2 separate regions of the Homo sapiens genome follow, and region 1 is linked to region 2. Evidence: chromatin loops called from intact Hi-C (ENCODE). Cell type or tissue: lower leg skin. All regions are shown on one strand. Links, peaks and the distances in the headings refer to the core of each region. The heading gives the core; the rest is flanking DNA. Region 1 has its middle 50 kb from the start of IL20RB-AS1. Region 2 has its middle 39 kb from the start of CLDN18.

The links. Peaks named below come from ENCODE experiments on the same cell type or tissue, not always from the same donor. Only the 100,000 strongest peaks of a DNase experiment are listed, where the experiment ranks them.
Region 1: it touches region 2 in a loop (9-fold over the local background); 14 of 110 quality-filtered maps call a loop at or near these places.

The regions. Positions count from the first base shown.
Region 1 is chr3:137,029,321-137,034,702 of GRCh38, reverse strand. No RefSeq gene overlaps it. Among named protein-coding and RNA genes, the nearest start is that of IL20RB-AS1, 50 kb to the right of the region's middle. RefSeq lists enhancers at 1,905-1,974, 1,457-2,323. In lower leg skin, for the core only: a CTCF peak has its summit at 2,157; a DNase peak (open chromatin) is centred at 2,102.
Region 2 is chr3:137,968,039-137,973,420 of GRCh38, reverse strand. No RefSeq gene overlaps it. Among named protein-coding and RNA genes, the nearest start is that of CLDN18, 39 kb to the left of the region's middle. In lower leg skin, for the core only: no CTCF peak of the experiment used is centred there; a DNase peak (open chromatin) is centred at 2,040.

The DNA of each region.
Region 1 (5,382 bases), core at 204-5,203, 940 kb after region 2:
GTCTCAAAACAAAAAACAGACATGACTGCCTACTGAGCCCATAACAATCAATAAGAGTCGATATTTAGAGATTTTACTTTGAACATCTGCAAATACAAAGATAATGAGCTAATTGTCAAAAATCAAAATAACTAGATACAAAAGGAGTCCAAAATCAAATTACACTGGCTGCCTCTTAGTCCATTGGCTAAGGATAGCAAGTCACCTTAGAGTCCTTGGGGAAACCTTATTAGTTATGCAAATTAAGGCTTTTTTTTTTTTTTTTAAGAGATGGAGTCTCGCTATGTCACCCAGGCTGGAGTGCAGTAGCACGATCTGGGCTCACTGCAACCTCCACCTCCCCGGTTCAAGGGATTCTCCCGCCTCAGCCGCTCGAGTAGCTGGGACTACAGGTGTGTGCCATTACGCCCGGCTAATTTCTGTATTTTTAGTAGAGATGGGTTTTCGCCATGTTGGCCAGGCTGGTCTCAAACTCCTGACCTCAGGCAATCCTCCCGCCTTGGCCTCCCAAAGAGCTGGGATTACAGGCATGAGCCACCACACCTGGCCTATATTATTTTTACATATACACATAGTGGCAGAGGATGTTAAGGCCCCCAGGGATATAAGGCGTTTAATACCTTATTGCTGATGCCCTGGAGGAGTGTAACAGGATTTTGTGGTGCTGTGAAGGCATGCTCCTGCCTGAGGCCCCTACATCTGCAGAACCTGGAAAAGGGTTGGACAGTTTGCGGTAGGAGCTGGAGTCTTCTGGGAGCAAAGGGTCTAACATCCAGACTTGGGGCCAAGAAAGTTGTCAGGGCAGACAGGTCTGTGGGCAGGAAAGCCTAATTGAGGGTGTGGACCCAAGCTCTAACCAAATATCTGAGGTCTGGGACCTGAGGGTTTGTGAGGGAAGAACTGGACCTGGCAGGGCCCTTGGCTAGAGCCTGTGCCTGGTTCTGAGGGTAACAGCTGAGCAAGTGAGAATCAACTGAGTCAATAACTTTAATGAGAGCGTGAGAATTCTCACTGCAGAGGGCAAGCATCTATCTGTCCAGGACCAGACTTTGACAGGGATGCGCTGGCAGTGATCACAGCTTGGTGCCCAGAGGTAAATCCTCTGTCATGGCAGAACAGTGCTTTGAGGGGCGATTCTCATGACCCTGGTAGTAGAAGCTCGTCGGGACTCATGCAAGTGAGTAGAAACACTAAACCAAGAGGATAGAATTTTTATTCCAAACTGACGGTGTGTTTCAAAAAAAAAAATCTTAAAACAAAAACAAAACAACGTTCCAGTCTAAACTAGAATGAGCAGTGGGAGAGTTTGGCAGAACCTCTAGGAAGACAGGAAAGGCTATTCTGTTAACAACCCTCTCTAGGGTGTCTACCAGCACCACCCCCAACTGCCAACAGAGGACCCTCCACTGAGATCTCATTCCGGTGCCCGCCCAGTCTTCCTTTCCTCTTTGGTCAACTTTGTAAAGCCCTGGAGTGAAGAGCTCCTCCATATAAGGGGTCCAGAGTAGCAGCCCTATGGCCATCTCACCAAGGGTTGGCTCTGCCTGGGGGAGCACTGCCTTCCACTACAGGACTCGGGACAAATGCTAATCCACCCATCCACTGGCCTCCCTTGTACCTCCGGGAAAAGGACCAATCCATTGTTGCTGAGAACAGACAGAGATGCCTGGCACTCCTATGACAGTCCTTGGTTCCTGGCCGTCTCTCCCCTCACCCCTCTTTGTCCCTAGGAAGCGACATCCCTGTTGCGCCCGGCCTCGCAATCCACATAGGAATCCACATCCACAGCCTGCCGAGCAAGCATCACTCGGCCTGCATTACTCTCCATAATAATCTCATATATCAAAGCTGGGAGAGACTCCGGCTCTGCATATGAGCGACTCTGTTCGACGCTGAATATCATTATCAGAAGCCCCTCGCTCCCTCGGCTTCGTATGCAAACTCCTGAGCTCCCAGGAGTCCTTCCCGAAGAAAGTGCCCTGCACGACGGACATTTGTTATTTTGCCGGAGAGGACGCTAAGGCTCCGCTGGGACCCAACCAAATCAACCGTAGCCTGCAGTTGACCAACCAAGACCTACATTGTCACCTAGTGGCGTCTCCGGGAACTACAGCTGGCTCCGGAGGGCTCTGCCAAAGCCGCGTTCAGAGACGCCAAACAATGCCACTGACGCTGCTGTCTCCAAGTATCCGGGAAGAGGACGGAGTGGGAAACAAATTTTTGTTTTCACCAGCTCTTTGGTGATAGACAAACCAACAATTCGTGTTCAAATATATTAACTTAGCAAAGAGAAGGAGAAATTGAAATCATAGCTCTTTCATCCATCTCAGGATAAAGCCAGGTCATGAAGAAAAGGAAAAGAGGAATAGATAGCATAGATATACAAAATATATAGATGCACAAATTTTTCAAGCAGTGTAGGGTGTACATAATATAACTTTTTTATTGTTCCATTATACAGTTTTACCTTTATTTGGAATCTCCAATCCTCATAATGGCAGAAAATTAGTCATGGTCATTTCCGGGTAAATTCAGGCATTTTATATGTAAGTTTAGTTAATTAACAAGTGTTCTTTTTCTTACCCTGGCTCCTAGGCTTAGAGATCTACCTCATATCTCAGTCTCAGGGAGAGGTGTCTGCTCCCCAGACCTCCAAGTGGAAGTTTGTCGCTGACACTTCTGCACCTGAGTCCCCAAACTCTATCTGGAGAATTCGATAATACCCTCCAATACTTCTTTACATCTAATCGCCAGAGGAGGACACAGGGATATCCCTTCTTGGAGACCATGACTGCTTTTCTCATTACTTCCTCCCCATTTCACCTCTTCCCTCAACTCAGCTTTATCTAATCTGGGGTTGGGAAGAGGGGGAAAAAAACTGATTGAGCCAATATACAGTTTGCTCAGTTTTTTTTCTATCTTATATCTGGGTTGAGAACTTTTATCTTAAAACTCAAGAATTTGGCATATTCTTCACTGATTCCACTGTGACAGCTTCCATAACCAATGGATATCTTGCATCTACTTCCCCAAATGGTGGTTGGAGGAGGAATCCAGAGAAAAGGGAGTGTGGGATGGGAGGACCATAACTGGTGAAACCTCACATATTATCCCAGCTATGAGAGACAGAGGATGTGAAGGACACAAACCAAATATTAACAGAGTTCACACCCAGGGCATAAGACCAAGAGAAAGAAGGGAGAAGCTTTTGGTTTTACATCTTTCCATATTGCTTACATTGTTTTTACAATAAACATGTATTTTTTTGGAAATGGATTTAATTAGTCTAAAGATTAGAGGTTAAGGATGGATGCAATGGCTCACATCTGTAATCCCAGCACTTTGGAAGGCTAAGGTGGAAGGATTGCTTGAGCCCAGGAGTTTGAGACCAGCCTGGGCAATATAGTGAGATCCCACCTCTACAATAAATTTAAAAATTAGACAGGCATGGTGGCGCGCACCTGTAGTCCCAGCTACCTGGAGGCTGAGCTGGGAGGTCAAGGCTGAAGAGGGCCGTGATTGTGCCACTATACTTCAGCCTGCAGCCTGACATATCAAGACCCTGTCTCAAGAAAAAAAAAATATTAGAGGTTGGGAGATTAACAACACCTTATTTCCCCTCCTCTTCTTGCAATCATAGCCTGTGAAAGCTGTGCCACAGAACAGCAAGTAGAGTATGTCCCAGGAGATGAGGCACTGCTGTCTCCACACTCGTCACCCTGTCCCCATCATTGCCTCTTCTAGAAGACTGGAGTCAGCAGGGCCCCAGTCATGGAGCCAGGTTCCAGTGCTTGGGAAATCCTGAAATAAGTGCCTGCCGTGTGCTGTGCCATGTGTCTGAGCCCTAAATAACAAGTGTCTTGTGATCATCTGAAGCTGCCTGAGGACCAGAAGCAGCAGAAAGTCTTTTCTTTCTTTCTTTCTTTCTTTCTTTCTTTTTTTTTAATTTAATGGAAGAAAAGTCCAGCTTAATAACTTTAATGGAGAAAGAAGGAAGCAGTAGAAATTTGTGGAGACTCCAATCACATGTCCTCCACTCTGCTACCCTGGGCCCAAAATAAGGGAGGAGACACTCAGAGCCAGGTGTTTCCCTTGATGGGAATGTGATCAGGTGTGACATGGGCTCACAGCCTCACTGAGGCTGGATCTTTTTTTTCTGTTCCCTCTGAGTCATGGTAGTGTTCAGAAGGAATTATTTGGGTATTTTGTTACTTTACTTACTTTACCCCATCACAATCAGTGCACTTTCCTGAAATGGAATTTTATTTTGATTATGGAAATTTTCAACCATTACCTCTGCAAACATTTCATTTTCATTCCCCTGTTCTCACTATTTTTCTTATTCAGAAACTCTTCTTGGATGTGTGTTGGAATTCCTCAATCTATCTCCCATGGCTCTCAACTTCTTATTCATATTTTCCATTTCTTCATCTTTTGGTGCTATGTTTTATGTACATTTTCTCTCTCTCTCTCTCTCTTTGAAACAGGGCTGGGTGCGATGGCTCATGCCTGTGGTCCCAGCACTTTGGGAGGCTGAGGCAGGCAGATCACCTGAGGTCAGGAGTTCGAGACCAGCCTGATCAACATGGAGAAACCCCGTCCCTACTAAAAATACAAAATTAGCCATGAATGGTGGCAGGTGCCTGTAATCCCAGCTACTCAGGAGGCTGAGGCAGGAGAATCACTTGAACCCGGGAGGCAGAGGTTGCGGTGAGCTGAGATTGCACCACTGCACTACAGCCTGGGCGACAAGAGTGAAACTCCATCTCAAAAAAAAAAAAGAAGAAAGAAAGAAAGAAACAGTCTTACTCTGTCACCCAGGCTGGAGTGCTGTGGTACGATCATAGCTTATTGCAACTTCAAACTCCTGGGCCCAAGCAAATCCTCTCACTTCAGCCTCCCAAGTAGCTGGGACTACAGGTACATGTCATCATTCAGCTAATTTTTTTTTTATTTTTAAGAGATGGGGTGTCACTATGTTGCTCAGGCTGGTCTCAAACTTCTGGCCTTTCAATGCACTGTGAGCCCATTACAGACAGGCGCCAATGCGCCCAGCATTTCTATCTTTTAATTCACTTATCTTTCACCAGCTATTTTCACCGGTTGTCTATCCTGCCTGTTGCAGTCTTTTTTTTATTTCCAATAGCAATATATTTCATGACTGCCTATTTTTGTTTAATAATATCCTGCTCTCATTGCAAGGACACCGTTCCCTCCTTACCATTTCAGTATGTAACATAATGTTAACCTTAAAACTAATTTTTTTAAGACAGGGTCTCACTCTGTCTCCCAGGATGGAGTGCAGTGGTGTGATTACAGCTTATTGTAGCCTCGACCTCCCAGGCTTGGGTGATCCTCCCCACTCAGCCACCTGAGTAGCTA
Region 2 (5,382 bases), core at 92-5,091:
CTATAATCCCAGCACATTGGGAGGCCAAGATGGGCAGGTCACCTGAGGTCAGGAGTTCGAGACCAGCCTGGCCAACGTGGAGAAACCCCATCTCTACTAAAAATACAAAAATTAGCCGGACATGGTAGCATGTACCTGTAATCCCAGCTACTCGCGAGGGCTGAGGCTGGAGAATCGCTTGAACCTGAGAAGGTGGAGGTTCTAGCCTGGGCAACAGAGTGAGACTCTGTCTCCCCCACCCAAAAAAATAAATTAAAATAAAAAATAAAAAAAAGAAAAATAATGCGCAGCCATTTATAAGAGATAGATGTGTATACTTTGGATGATATGAAAGATGTACTGTTTAGTAAATAAGGAGTTCATAAAATAATGTTTGGTGTGATATCATTTATACAAGAATATTTATGTATAGATAGATAAATGTATAAAATGTCTAGAAGGATAGTAGTGGGGCTTTCTTTCTACAGGAACATGTACTACATTTGTAATGCAAATAACAATCGAGAAAGAAATGATCATTTATTAACTAAAATCTGACCCATTTTATATAATTAAGGATAATCCAAAACATTTCCTGCAACTTCAGATGGTTTGAGAGAGAACAAGTTGGTAGTAGGCCACTCCAGGGGGCAGAGTGGACCAGGGCTGGGTGAGCAAGGGGATATGCATTCAGGTCCCACGAGTTCCAGGTAAGCTGGCATAGGTAGGGAAGGAAAGTCCTTCCTATCTACCTTACCTGGGCTGCAGATGGTGGATCTTGGGCCAGAAGGAGTGCATTTCTTTTCATGGTCTTGTCCTGAGCCAGGGAAGGGACAGCTTTTTGGCTTGCTTTTCCATCTGAGCCATCTGCTTCCTTCTGCTGGCCCTTGAGTAGGCCAGAGTTCCCAGAGTTCACTGGGAATTTCTCCATTCAGGCTATTTGCTCTTGAATTTATTCACCATCTCAAACATTCATCAATTTGGCCACCCACTCATCTATTTATTTATCCATTCATTCACTTACCCATTTACAAATAATTTGTTTACTCAACCAACCTTTTGTGCTGGGCATTGTGGGGATGAGGAGAGAGGCGGTTAGGTTCAGGGTTTGGAGTTCAGGGCTGTCTGCCTTGGCCAAGGGTGCTGGAGACCTCCATATTTCTTCTCCTGTATGCCTCCACTCAGCTAGTGGCTCTCAAGCTCAGGGCTTCTTAAACTTGGTGTCCACATGAATCACCTAAGAATTTTGTTAAACTGCAGGTTCTAGTTTGGTGGCTACAGGTGAGGCCTGTGATTCTGCATTTCTGACAAGCTCCCAGTTAAGACCTATGCTGCTAGTCCTCAGACCACACTCTGAGTATCAAGAGTGTAATTGGTGCTGTCTGGTAGACATATTAGGGTGGCCAGAAAAAACACAGGACACCCAGTTAAATTTGAAATTTAGATAAACCATGAATTTTGCTTTTAGTATAAGCATATCCCAGGTATCGCATGAGACACATTTATACTGAAAATTTACTAAATATACCAAAAAATTACTTGAGTTTATCTGGAATTCAAATATAACTGAACATCCAGTATTTTTATTTGCTACATCTGGCAATCTTACATATGTAATCCCAGTCATAAATGTGAGCCACATGTGTAATTCTGTTTTCTAGTGTCTGTATTTTAAAAAGTAAAAACAGATAAATTAAATAATGTATTTAATCCTATTTATTAAAAATATTATTTCCACATATAATTAATATCAAATTGTTAGTGAGGTATTCTATATTCTTTTCTTATACTAAGTCTTTGAAATTTAGTGTGTATTTTACACTTCCATCATCTCAATTCGAAGTAGCCACAACTCATGTGCTAAAGAGCTGCATGTGGCTAGTGCCTAGTGCATTGAACAGCACAGGTCTAGATCATCCCAGGTATTTGGCTTTCATGGGCCTGGGCAATGCGAACGTTTTAAAAGCTCCTAGGCGATTCCAATGTGCAGCCAGATTGCCACCACCGCTTGGCAGGGCTACCTGGTCACAGCATTTGGTGATGAGCGGCAGCCGCCACAAGAGGGAGCCAGCCCCTTGGAATACAAGCGCCTTCTCGACGTCGCCTAAAGTCTCACTAGACAGGGATCAGGAAATACTAGGCGAGTTTACATGCCCCGCGCCTGGACCCATTCCTCAGCTTCCCTCACACTCGCTTTCCCAGCCAACATTTTCCACAGTCTGGGCCACTCCTGTGGATCTTTCTGTTACACTGTTCCACAATTATCCCTATTACCTGCAGTATCTTGATCCCTTCCTCCTCCTCCCACTATCATAAGGTCTTCCCCCTTTACTAGTGTGGGAAGGTACAAAGACTAGGAACCGGGAGTCCAACAGGTTGAGGCCTGGATTCCAGCTCTGATCCTTACTAGCTAAAGTCTTTCAGGGCGTCACACAACTGTCCTCAGCTTCCTCACTAGCGTGAAGATGATGCCAATCTCACAACCATGTTGAGGAAGTGCAATGTGTGATAATATGCTTAGAACCATGCCCAGGAGGTGTTTGTAATAAAGTAAAGCAAAGTAGGTGCTCGGAAAATAACAGTTCATTTTCCCCCTCTCCTACAAATACGTTGAAGGTGATGTGATACCCCTAAAATATTAGTCCCAAACCTGGCTGCAACACAGGACCCCCTAAGGAGCTTATGAATAAATCCTGTTTCCTGATCCTCTCTCCCACAGATTCTGATCCAGTAGGACTAGGATGAGGCCAGGATTATGAACCATGAATTTTAAAGAAGTTCTCCAGGTGATTCTGAGCAGCCAGCCTGATACTGCTTTTGTAGGGTATTGTTTGGAAACCATTGAAAGTGGAAGGAACAGGGGATTTGGAATTCAGGGTCCTGGGTTTAACTTCTTGTTTTGTTGTTCACTCAGTTTCTCTGAGCCTCAGTTACGATATTTATTAAAGGAGACTAATAAGACCCTCTGCTCAGGAAGTGGTAATATATACAAGGCACCTGGCAGAGGAAGGGCTGGGTAGCCCTGGTCTTCCCTTTCCCTATCTTCTCCCTCTTTCCTAATTCCCTGTGTTGCTGATTGTTTCTTGCACAGGTCATTCTTTCTCACCTACCCACAACTGTTCATCACTGTCCTCCACTTGACGTGTTCTCCCTTCTTCTCTCCCTGATTTATCAGAGCTAGGCTGCTAAACCAACAGCCTCACTGGCTTCCCTCTGACTTCAGGTTAGATTTTGTCTTTGGTGTCCTATTGTTTCACTCCTGGTTTCTGATTTAAGTTCTTTGATCCCCAAGGAGTTTCCCATTGGACCAGTTCATATAATGCCTTTCCTGCCCCCTCACTAGTGAAAGTCCTGCAGGGTTTTGTGGGAAGGGATGGGTTGCTTAGGGAAGGGGATAACTCCAAGTTCTATGTGGAGAAAAATAAAGAAAAAATCTCAGGTTTGTCAAAGATTAGATAGTTGTAGATATGCAGCATTATTTCTGAGGGCTCTGTTCTGTTCCATTGATCTATATCTCTGTTTTGGTGCCAGTACCATGCTGTTTTGGTTACTGTAGCCTTGTAGTATAGTTTGAAGTCAGGTAGCGTTGATGCCTCCAGCTTTGTTCTTTTCGCTTAGGATTGACTTGGCGATGCGGGCTCTTTTTTGGTTCCATATGAACTTTAAGGTAGTTTTTGCCATTTCTGTGAAGAAAGTCATTGGTAGCTTGATGGGGATGGCATTGAATCTATAAATTACCTTGGGCAGTATGGCCATTTTCATGATATTGATTCTTCCTACCCATGAGCATGGAATGTTCTTCCATTTGTTTGTATCCTCTTTTATTTCATTGAGCAGTGGTTTGTAGTTCTCCTTGAAGAGGTCCTTCACGTCCATTGTAAGTTGGATTCCTAGGTATTTTATTCTCTTTGAAGCAATTTTGAATGGGAGTTCACTCATGATCTGGCTCTCTGTTTGTCTGTTATTGGTGTATAAGAATGCTTGTGATTTTTGTACATTGATTTTGTATCCTGAGACTTTACTGAAGTTGCTTATCAGCTTAAGGAGATTTTGGGCTGAGACAATGGGGTTTTCTAGATATACAATCATGTCATCTGCAAACAGGGACAATTTGACTTCCTCTTTTCCTAATTGAATACCCTTTATTTCCTTCTCCTGTCTGATTGCCCTGGCCAGAACTTCCAACACTATGTTGAATAGGAGTGGTGAGAGAGGGCATCCCTGTCTTGTGCCAGTTTTCAAAGGGAATGCTTCCAGTTTTTGCCCGTTCAGTATGATATTGGCTGTGGGTTTGTCATAGATAGCTCTTATTATTTTGAGATAAGTCCCGTGAATACCTAATTTATTGAGAGTTTTTAGCATGAAGGGTTGTTGAATTTTGTCAAAGGCCTTTTCTGCATCTATTGAGATAATCATGTGGTTTTTGTCCTTGGTTCTGTTTATATGCTGGATTACATTTATTGATTTGCATATATTGAACCAGCCTTGTATCCCAGGGATGGAGCCCACTTGATCATGGTAACAAGCAATGGGGAAAGGATTCCCTATTTAATAAGTGGTGCTGGGAAAACTGGCTAGCCATATGCAGAAAGCCGAAACTGGATCCCTTCCTTACACCTTATACAAAAAATAATTCAAGATGGGTTAAAGACTTAAACGTTAGACCTAAAACCATAAAAACCCTAGAAGAAAACCTAGGCATTACCATTCAGGACATAGGCATGGGCAAGGACTTCATGTCTAAAACACCAAAAGCAATGGCAACAAAAGCCAAAATTGACAAATGGGATCTAATTAAACTAAAGAGCTTCTGCACAGCAAAAGAAACTACCATCAGAGTGAACAGGCAACCTACAAAATGGGAGACAATTTTTGCAACCTACTCATCTGACAAAGGGCTAATATCCAGAATCTACAATGAACTCAAACAAATTTACAAGAAAAAAACAAACAACCCCATCAAAAAGTGGGCGAAGGACTTGAACAGACACTTCTCAAAAGAAGACATTTATGCAGTCAAAAAACACATGAAAAAATGCTCAGCATCACTGGACATCAGAGAAATGCAAAACAAAACCACAATGAGATACCATCTCACACCAGTTAGAATGGCAATCATTAAAAAGTCAGGAAACAACAGGTACTGGAGAGGATGTGGAGAAATAGGAACACTTTTACACTGTTGGTGTGGCTGTAAACTAGTTCAACCATTGTGGAAGTCAGTGTGGCGATTCCTCAGGGATCTAGAACTAGAAATACCATTTGACCCAGCCATCCCATTACTGGGTATATACCCAAAGGACTATAAATCATGCTGCTATAAAGACACGCACACGTATGTTTATTGCGGCACTATTCACAATAGCAAAGACTTGGAACCAACCCAAATGTCCAACAATGATA